Regions from separate parts of the Homo sapiens genome. Here regions 1 and 2 are each linked to region 3. The links are chromatin contacts, found by Hi-C or POLR2A ChIA-PET in ENCODE. All regions are on one chromosome and are shown on one strand. The core of a region is the stretch at or near the end of the contact, and the rest is flanking DNA. Distances in the headings are between cores, read along the strand shown. Region 1 has its middle 190 kb from the start of REEP3. Region 2 overlaps REEP3 (receptor accessory protein 3). Region 3 overlaps JMJD1C (jumonji domain containing 1C).

The links. A loop is a pair of places that touch in the nucleus more often than their neighbours do. ChIA-PET counts read pairs that join two places held with the same protein, here RNA polymerase II (POLR2A). Pooled maps may share reads with other maps.
Region 1: a loop to region 3 is called in a map of endothelial cell of umbilical vein, with 6 times the contacts of the local background. The contact joins two enhancer-like sites. A Hi-C loop is called at or near these places in 25 of 168 maps with a recorded cell type or tissue (A673, CD14-positive monocyte, CD8-positive, alpha-beta T cell and 17 more), 18 of 37 single-sample maps with no recorded cell type and 35 of 50 pooled maps. POLR2A ChIA-PET finds 5 or more read pairs at or near these places in 19 of 52 experiments (GM12878, H1, HCT116 and 15 more).
Region 2: a loop to region 3 is called in a map of endothelial cell of umbilical vein, with 2.2 times the contacts of the local background. The contact joins two enhancer-like sites. A Hi-C loop is called at or near these places in 2 of 168 maps with a recorded cell type or tissue (PC-3 and endothelial cell of umbilical vein) and 9 of 50 pooled maps. POLR2A ChIA-PET finds 5 or more read pairs at or near these places in 6 of 52 experiments (Caco-2, H1, PC-3 and 3 more).

What each region holds. Positions count from the first base shown.
Region 1 is chr10:63,710,570-63,713,882 of GRCh38, forward strand. No RefSeq gene overlaps it. Among named protein-coding and RNA genes, the nearest start is that of REEP3, 190 kb to the left of the region's middle. RefSeq lists an enhancer at 2,707-3,313. Within about 2 kb of position 1,827, at least 33 of the 41 ENCODE cell types and tissues checked have a DNase peak (open chromatin) inside an H3K27ac peak, as active enhancers do; they include A673, CD14-positive monocyte, HCT116 and 5 more, where a contact is called at or near this core.
Region 2 is chr10:63,572,063-63,575,344 of GRCh38, forward strand. The region is part of intron 2 of REEP3 (receptor accessory protein 3); the gene reads left to right. Among named protein-coding and RNA genes, the nearest start is that of REEP3, 52 kb to the left of the region's middle. Within about 2 kb of position 1,414, at least 3 of the 41 ENCODE cell types and tissues checked have a DNase peak (open chromatin) inside an H3K27ac peak, as active enhancers do; they include endothelial cell of umbilical vein, where a contact is called at or near this core.
Region 3 is chr10:63,263,518-63,266,914 of GRCh38, forward strand. It overlaps JMJD1C (jumonji domain containing 1C), which reads right to left. Exons shown (of 26, transcript NM_032776.3): 3 at 1,134-1,247. Among named protein-coding and RNA genes, the nearest start is that of MIR1296, 110 kb to the right of the region's middle. Within about 2 kb of position 1,759, at least 24 of the 41 ENCODE cell types and tissues checked have a DNase peak (open chromatin) inside an H3K27ac peak, as active enhancers do; they include A673, CD14-positive monocyte, HCT116 and 5 more, where a contact is called at or near this core.

The DNA.
Region 1 (3,313 bases), core at 577-3,076, 450 kb after region 3:
TTGTAGAAACATACAAAGCAAGTGTCAGCAGGCAAAAGAGTCATCTACAATCTCCCAGCCTTTCATGAATCCAAGAAAATGAATCTTTTAGAATATGGCAAGTTATGTTTTAGGGGAAGGACTCTACCTCCTTATTGCTTTCCATGTGGAGAGAGGATCAGAACAACTTATCAGTGGGGATGGAAATAGGTACTGGGGCACCAGGCAGTCTGAGTTATGTGTTAGATGTTCTGAGAAGTTGTCTGGGAAAGCCAGCTTTCCAGTTCTGGAGATTTGAGGACTGTGGAGAGTGGTAGCTCATATGAGTAGGGTGGGAAAGAAACTGCCAGTTCTGTGGGAAGCTAAATTTAGGGCAGCCCACCCCACTGGGAGAAGGGGGGAAGCCCCTGTTCCACTTGGCTTGTCCAAGCCACCCCAAGTGACCTCCCAGAGTCCCTTTTAGACAACTTTGCTTGTCATACACCAAACTAAACCCTTGACCCAGCCAGTTGCTTAAAATCCTTCATCTGCTTCACCACTGCCTTCAGGGTAAAGTCCAAGGAGTTGGTTGTCCGAGAGTCACCATCTGGCCCAACCCAACTATTTGGTCTTTCCGTGTCACCCTCCACCTTATACTGTAAACTCCAACTGTCCTGGATGACCTGCTGTGCTCCAAGCATTTCATGTAACAAAAGCTTTCAGTGTCTGGAAGACTTTTGCACCATGCGTCTTCCTGGAATGTATCTTGCTGAGCACTCTGTCCCCCAAATTTTGTCATGATCAAAGCCTGCTCATCATCTGTTTCAGCTCCACTGTTTCTCTCTCTGGAAAACATTCCCAGATCTTTAATCCCCATACCCTGCATAATTAATCATTGCTTCCTCAGAGTTCCCATGGCACTTGGTTCACACTGCTAGCATGCACTTATCACCTTGTTAAGCAACACATCCACGGCCTCCCCTAGATTACCAGTTTCCTGAGCACAGAGACCTTGTCTTACTTGTCTTTACAGCTTAAGCCGTACTGGGCTGCTCTCCATGGGACTGAGCCTGCTGGCCGCACTGTGGCATCCTGCCCTTTATTCTGTATTAGGGAGCATACCTTACGGCCAAGGCTTACTGAGCAGTTGTACAGGCCTTTCCCTGGTGATAAGAGAATCTGAAGAGGACTAGGTACACCTTGTCAAAATGCTGGAATTTGTATCCAGGTTGGAGAGTGCCTAACACATTTGGGAAGAAACAAAATTGGGGTAAGAAGCAGCCCGATTTTTTAAAATAAGTTCTTAAAGGGTCAGTGGGACCGAATGCCTTGAGGAATAGCTACTGATACAGAAGATGACCTAGTTTGTAAAAAGAACAGCATAATATTTTAAATAAAGGTTTTCCTCCTTTTGACCTTTTTCCAGTATGACTGTATTGCTGTTAACTTTATTACTGAAGCTTAATGCCCACGATACCAGGAAGCACTTCTAGAAACAGCTGTGAATGTGGCCATTCATGGGTTTTGCCCCCACCATCAGGGCATGTGGGGAGGGATTTCTGTTTCCGCTGCCATGGTGCCTGTGTTTTTCCTGTGAGTACTAATGAAAGGCCCTTAAATTAGACCACACAGAGTTAAGGGAAATTGTTTATTCCTTCATTTTCATCATACCAAGGAACTTCAGAGATTTGGATCTATACACTTTGACCTCTAAGGAGTTTTAGAACAAAGGTGTGATGTCCAGAAAGATAAGAATCAGCAGGTCACATGGCTTTTCTGAAGGTTTATTCAGTCATCCCAGGACATCTAAAGGCAGGCAGATGCCAAAGTACACACGGGGCATTGGGTGTGAGCCTGATGAGAGCAGAGACCGGGAGGCCTAATGGAGGGGCTGGCACAGTGACAGTCTTCAGGACTAGTCTGGCCTGTGCAGCAGCTGCACATGTTCCTGGGATCAGAGCCAGCTGGTGGCTCATGGCAGTGGTTTCTGGGTCCTGGCTCCACCCCAAGACAGGCTCGAGCTCCTTAGCCCTGACCTGGCAATAGCTTTGTTCTGGCTTCACACTGAAGTTTGGCTGCTGAGCCAGAAGGTGAAGGCAGAACCTTGCACTGTCACCCATGCCCTCCTTCCAGCCTGATACACGGGCTGCCCCAGGCAGGGCCAGGGACCAGTGGGAAAAACCAGTCCTCCGGGGTGAAACTTCCATCATCCTCAAAACTTTTGTAGTGGTCTTGCCCTCTTTGGGTCTTCTGGGGGCACTTCAGTGTTGCTATCTGTGCATAAGGCCTCAGGTTAAAGTAGATGTCATATGGGATGGAGCAGAAATCTGGCAGGAGATGCCCTGGCTGTAACAATCCAGAAACATTCAGAGATGACTCTGAGACTGGATTTCAAAACTGGCTTTGGTTTTGCAAGAAATGCCACCCCAGATCTGGTTCTCCAAAATACAGTATCAGGAAACCCACAAAATAAGATGGATTTTAATCTCTATTAGAACATTTCCCAAACATTCCAAATAAAACATCACTAGTGACACTATTGGATATTGATGCTTTCAGTCTTTCCTCAAGTGTGGATAAAGCATCTTCAGAACATTTTAGTAGCTTTATTGATTGGAACAGGCAATCTAAGTAAAAGCAAAGTGCTTGCTATGCAAATAAAGCTTCTAGACAAGACTCCAGTCTCCCTCTGGCAGCAGCTTGCCATCCCAAACCCCTCCCATCTGGGACTCTGAAATCTGCTTTTAAAATACAGTCTGTATTTGCATGTCCCAACACCCCCCTCCTTGTTTTAGTCTAATTCTCCCAGGTTGAGAGAAACACAATAAAGGAAATTTTGTTGTTGTTGTTTTCAGTGCTTCCTTTTCACAGACTCTTTTTTTGGAAACCGCAACCTCGGATCCCAGCAGAGCTTCCTGGGGACTTGAAGAACATCAATCAGTTTCGCAGCTGGAGGCCGAGGCTTTCCTCAGGGAAGACTTTTTACATAAAACAGATTGTACTTTGTCCTTGCCAGGGCAGACAAAGATTTAAATTAAATATGCAGAAAGCTCCAGTTGGCTGCCTGCCACAGCCTGGGAGAGGGGGAAGGGAGATTGTGTCCCCACTCTCCTTCCTTTCTCTCTAGTTGTTTCTTTTTCCCATTTCTGTTATTACAGTGATAGGAGCCAGCAGTTAAGAGACTTGGGCTTTAAGCTGGGATTTTCTGTAAATTCACTGTGTGATGTGATACAAGTCACTCAGCCTCTGGGACCTCAGTTTCCTCTTCTACAATGAAGAGTTTGAATGAGATGATCTTTGAAAGTCTTTTCCGTATTTAACCTTCCAAGTTATCTCCAAACTCAGATGCATGCTT
Region 2 (3,282 bases), core at 164-2,663, 310 kb after region 3:
CAGCTTACCAGGGCGGGACCCACCAGCATTGAAATCACATGTGAACAAAGAGGTTCAAAATGAAATAGAAGGTTTTGAAAATTCTGTAAAGTTCCTCCTTTAAAAAAAAATAAAATCCCTTAAATCTTGACAATCTTCTAAGTATTTCCAATCTAATTTCACTCTGACAAAAATTTTGAACATTATTTGCTTGCACCCAGTGCAAGGCTAAGTCCTAAACTTAGCCATCTAATTTAAACCGACTTTTTTTTTTTAATTATACTTTAAGTTCTCGGATACATGTGCGGAACGTGTAGGTTTGTTACATAGATATACATGTGTGACATGGTGGTTTGCACCCATCAACCTGTCACCTAGGTTTTAAGCCCCGCATGCATTAGGTATTTGTCCTAATGCTCTCCCTCTCCTTGCCCCTGACCCTCCAACAGGCCCCAGTATGTGATGTTCCCCTCCCTGTGTCCACGTGTTCTCATTGTTAAACTGACTGTTAACAGTTTTATCAGAACTCTGTCCTCATAAAGTTTTCCTATACAGTAATCCTATCCAAATTTTCTTTGTTTTATACATGGTATTTTCTTAGTAAAATTAACCTTTTTATATTGCCCTGTTATGTTTTTAATAGCACCTTATAGTATCTGATGTTATATTCTTTATTTGAATATGTTTATGTTCCCCACCAGAATAAGCTCCATGGGGAATGTTTTGTTGTTTTATTAATTGCTATATTCCTGTACCTAGAACAGTACCTGCTGCATAATAGGTACTCAATATTTCTTGAATAAATAAATGAGAAAAGTTGACTTTTAAGTAAATATCAAATATTGTGCTTAATAGCTTGTACATTTCTTAAGTGGATTGATCTAGTTTACCAGCTTTGATTCTGCTGGGTTAGGGAGAATACAGTCCAGTCTTAACATTTATCCCAAAACCCAGTTTCTTTGTGGTATTTGGTTATGACCTAAATTTCACTGCTATCTACTTCAAAATTATTTTCAGAAAGCAAACATTTTCGGTTAATTTACTTCTTCCCACCCCCAACTACTACCATTCCCCTTAAGCCTGCAAATGGTAGATTGCACCTGATAAAACAGATGCTGTGCTCAAATCAAAACAAATGGAAAGTACTGTGTATTTTGGCAACCTTCCTTTCTTCCTTTGCCTATTTTTAAAACAGAGCTTTCCTAGGATATAATTTCCTGCATAGTGTGGCTGATATGGCCTACTTAAAGACTTTCAGTCTTGCAGTAATTGAAATGTAAACTTACTGAAGAATTAGTATGGTTTTGCAAATTTTTTCAGGCTCATTCCATCTCATGACTTGAAAATAGAGTGTTTACTTCCAAGTCGTGTGTAATTGCTGTAGCTTTTCTAGGAAACCAGTGTTCTTATTCTAAGAATGTTGGAGAAAGCAGCAATGAAAAGATTGGCTAACAGCACTTACAAATCAAAATCAGACATTTGGTTCTGAGATTTACTGTGAGCAAGAACAAAGAACAGGAAAAGCTGGGAGATTACTCTCTAAAAGGCCTAGAAATGGCCCTCTAAAAGTCTGCTGACTTGGTTTTTGAAAGTGACCTAATTTTCGACTGACTATTTAGGTGATATGAAAATGAACAAATATACCACATGCCAGTTCTACAGATCTTATTGATAATGAAATCTGAAGTTGTCTGCTAACTTTAGAGTGGAAATAGAAGGGGAAAAACATACTAAAGAACTTTTCTTTGTTCTCAAGAAGTGTTTCCTAGGTATCTTTTGATAATTTTGATAAAAAGTATTCATTTCATTTAAAGGTTTTAATAATTTAGAAAGTTTAAAGATTAGCCTACTGATTATGATGGGATTTTTACTGAAAATTAGTTTTGTCAGGCTGCTTGCTTGTCTGTGTATTTTCTATTCTAATTTAGTTTTTATTTTTATCAAAGCTGTATTTACTTATAATGTAAAAAGTCAATTAGTTTTCCAAGGCTTATTATGGAAAACAGTAGTTCCCCAGGCTCCCATCCCTATGTCTAACTCTCTAGAGGCAACTAGTTCAAACTCTTTTATCTGAATCTTTTAGCATTTATTGCCATATTCCAAATAACATACTTATTGTGCTATTTCTTAATTTTTCAGATGGACGTCATGAGTTAACTTCCTTCTACGAAAGATGATTTAGCAGTTACCCAATGCCACTATACACTTGCATATTTCTCTGTTCTTATAGCTTCCCAGAATCATTGCAGTATAATTTGTTTAGCTCAATATTCAATATTTATATTATTTAGACAAAATTAGAAGCAATAGAATATAGAGGTAAAGTGCACAATGTCTGGAAACAGGCTTCCTAGGTTTCATCCTAGCCCTACCCATTACTAGCTCTACCTTTGGACAAGTTATTTAACCTTTCTGTGCCTCAGTTTTCTAATCAGTAAGTAGTAGTAAATAATGAACATATTATTTAATTATATGAATGCACATAAAGCATTTAAATCAGTACCTTAAACATAACAGTACCTGTCATATAATCATTTTCATTATGTAAACACTATTCACAGCTGATCTCCACAGTATCCTGCCATTACCATTCTTTACTCTGGTGTTATTCACTATCTTGTTGTTTCATTTGTGTGGTGTTCTCTGTGTTCTTACTCTGTATCCAGACCCAAACTTTCCTAGAGTTGTGTGCATTTCTTCTCAGTGATGGTTCTTGTTTTGGATTCTCTGATTTCTTAATTACTTAATTTCTTCATTTTGATAAAATGCATCCTTCCTGAGAAGGCTATAATGAGAGGTCAATTTCTTTTTTTTTTTTTTTTTTTTTTTTTTTTGAGACAGAGTCTCGCTCTGTCGCCCAGGCTGGAGTGCAGTGGCACGACTTGGCTCACGGCAACCTCTGCCTCCCGGATTCAAGCAATTCTCCTGCCTCAGTCTCCCAAGTAGCTGAGATTATAGGCATGCGCCACCATGCCTGGCTAATTTTGTATTTTTAGAAGAGATGGGGTTTCACCATATTGGCCAAGCTGGTCTCGAACTCCTGACCTCATGATCTGCCTGCCACGGCCTCCCAAAGTGCTGAGATAACAGGCATTAGCCACCGCACCCAGACCCCAAGAGGTCAGTTTCTTGAGATGCTAGGTTGGAAATCATTTTCTTTCAGAATTTTGAGAGCAATTCTTCATTGTCTTTAACTTCTGGTGTTGCTGTTGAGAAGGCTGAAGCCATTATGATTCTTACCTGTTTTTCTCCCCATTCAGGAAGCTTGTGGGATATTTTCTATTTTCCTGTTGTTTTAAAATT
Region 3 (3,397 bases), core at 509-3,008:
TAGAAAAAATTTAAACTGGTTCACTCATCCTTTCTTTCCATGCAATTACTGTATTATTTTAAAACATCTGAGTAAAAAGAAATCTATAATATATCCATTTAATTCAACCTAAACTCTAAATATACAAATGAAGGCCAGGTGTGGTGGCTCACGCCTGTAATCCCAGCACTTTGGGAGGCCGAGGCGGGCAGACCACTTGAGGTCAGGAGTTCGAGACCAGTCTGGCCAACATTGTGAAACCCCATCTCTATTAAAAATACAAAAATTAGCTGGGCGTGGTGGTGTGTGCCTGTCATCCCAGCTGCTCTGGAGGCTGAGGCAGGAGCATTGCTTGAACCCAGGAGGCGGAAGTTGCAGTGAACCAAGAACGTGCCACTGCATTCCAGCCTGGGTGAAAGAGTGAGACTCCATCACGGAAAAAAAAAAAAAAAAAAATACACATACACACACACACACACACACACACACACACACACACACACACACACACAATTCTGTGAGCTTTACTTATACCTGAAAAAATTAACTGGTAATTTCAACAATCTTAAAAAATATTTAGCTTAATACTTTTGATGAGTTTCTTCACATAATTAAAAGCTAATAGTCAACTGGAAAATGTTTTCCTAATTAAATGTATTTGTATTTAAATTGCAATAATGGAGAACTGAAATTTATATATAAAATCATTCAATTACTGACAATCTAAAAAAATTTCCCCTTTAAAAAAAGAACTATTATGCTAAACTGATAGGTATACATAAACACTAATCTCATTTAATTATATTAATTTACCCAATTCTTAACGTTTAGCATTGAAGACAATTTATACTAATATTTAACCAATTATTTTCTAATAATGATTATTTAGAATGTCAGATACTTTATTTTGTTTACTTCTGTATTCCTTGCAACAGAACACTGCCTGGCTCATAGTAGGTTCTCAGTATATATTGTTAATTGAATTAATAAATCGTTTATCCTATAAGCAAAATCAACTGACTGCATTCATTGGGTTTTTCACACAACTAGAAGTTAGATGAAATGATATTTAAAGAATATTGTTTAAAGAATGTCTGAATATCAATAAAGTTTAATTAACCTTTAATTTTAAAAAGTAATCTAAAATTTCTTACCTGGTAGGGCTGAAAGGCACTATCTTCAGTTAAAAAATCCAGTTGCTTATCTACAAGGAATTCTACTGCAGTGACTGAACTGGGTATATTTCTTTCAACCAGAGGTTTGAAAGTCTGCCAAGAAAAAAAAAATTTCTAATGATAATTTTCTGGGTAGTATCCTGAAATTATGAAGGAACACACACCAATACAATGTATCAATGTCATTATCACTACAGAGTCTTAGGGTACCTAATATTAATTTTCATATTATAAACTAATGCTTTTATCTACACCATAAGGTATCTGTGTTTATTTAAAAGAAACAAACTAGATCTACATGTGATATGGGCATATTTGAGTATACTAAGTCCCAACTGTTTACTTTTAAAAAGGGATGTAATAAAATATGCATGTGTGTAAAAATGTCTGCTTAAAAAGAGAAATTGCTTTTGAAACAGTAAACTGGGTTGTAGAGCTATTTACCCCCACCTTTTTTTTTTAACTGTATTATTTCTTATTAAAGAGAGTAGTTATTATTTCAATGTACACTTTTTGTCTAGCTCATTCACATTAAGCAGGATTTTAAATGATCAGGAAGTATCTGGTCTTTTAACTCCACCCCTTGCACTCCCACCCCCGCCCCTGCACCAAGCACAGATAAAAATCCCGCAGCTTCGGTGAGAGAAGCATGGAGGAAGGGAGTAGAGAGAGTCCGGTAAGAAGTACTACACAAAACTCTACTTTGCAGTCAAGTCCAAATCTCCACTACTTCTTTTAAAAAAAGTCAATCCAAGGTCATTTGATTCCTTTAAGAAGATACCTTTAACATATGAGATTTAACTCGTATCTTGGGTGGGGATGACAGGGACAGAGCCAGGGTAGGAAGAGGAAGGAAACAGGGATACAATGTATAAATTTCTTTATGACTATCACACTCACTTTCAAAGTAGATGAAGATTAAATAAAATACAAGTGTCTTATATTCATGGTACTGTTCTAAAAACTTGAAAATGAAAACAAAATTCCACCATTTTAAAAACACAGCTGCTTTACTATAAAAAAATTTTTTAACTGGAAAAAAGTTCGGAAAACAGAATTAATAATCAACTCAATTTCTAAGTTACCTATATCACATGGAGAAATCTTTCTAGCTACAGGGTAATTTGTGTTAATATTTCCACACAAAACAAAGATTTTGGCATAGACAGTACAAATTACCAGGCATTTCAAAATCATTGTGTTTCCCCTTTCTCTTATTCTGTCTTAAAAAATATATAACATTTTGTTAATAACAATAAACATACTCCAGGGAAAAACTTCAAGATGTTTGGTTTGGAGTGGCTTTTAAGGAGTTAATTTCTATATTTAAGAAATTCCTAAGAGGAATTTCAGGTTGACTCACTGCAATCTGTAACAATGTTTCAAAGTTAAAAATTTAATATTAAATTTAAGCAAGTCTTATTTCTATGCTATCTACATCATGAAGTTACAAATAATATTTTCTTAATTAAAAAACAGGAAAAACTCTCTTATATTCTCACTTATTTTCGATATTTAAGATCAGAAAATCTAGTCACAGTAATATCCTCTCTCCCATATCCTAGGCTAACCTTTTAAGCACTCTATTATTTATCAAAATTACTATTATTTGGGTGAGAAATCACATTTTCAAAATAGAAAATCCTCACATTATTTAGCTATTTCCTTCTACTGTTATCATTTAACACTTTTCAATTACATAAAATCCTATAGGATTTCATAAAATCCTATTTATTATTTTACTTAAGTGACAAAAAGTTTGTAAGAAATTCAAGAGCATTTATTGTATTTAGGCTTTAAAAGTGTCCACCACTACGTGACCAATTGACATGAAATATGTAACATAAACAGGGATATTCGGCTGATCCCTACTGTAAAAAATGTTTTTTCATATTATATCTCTGTCAGTTTAGTTTTTAAGTAAACTAGAAAACACTGGCATCTTCTCAAGAGGACTTTTAATCCTTGAACATTATCAAATGATCTATTTCTTTTCAAACAGTACCATATCAGGTCAACTCATGAAGGTTAACAAAAAGGTCCACAAAAGGTATTATCTAAGTGGCTAAAGATACAATTCAATTAAGTAGGATTTGAAAAAGAAGTAAAGTTCTCCTTCTGGAGTGCCTCTTTCTTACGCAAATAATACAGGTGGCTTGCATTTCCTATGAGACCTAGTCATTTTATAATATGAAAAACATTCTTCTGAAGAGAGCTCTCCTTTTCAAGGTAGGCCAGAGTTC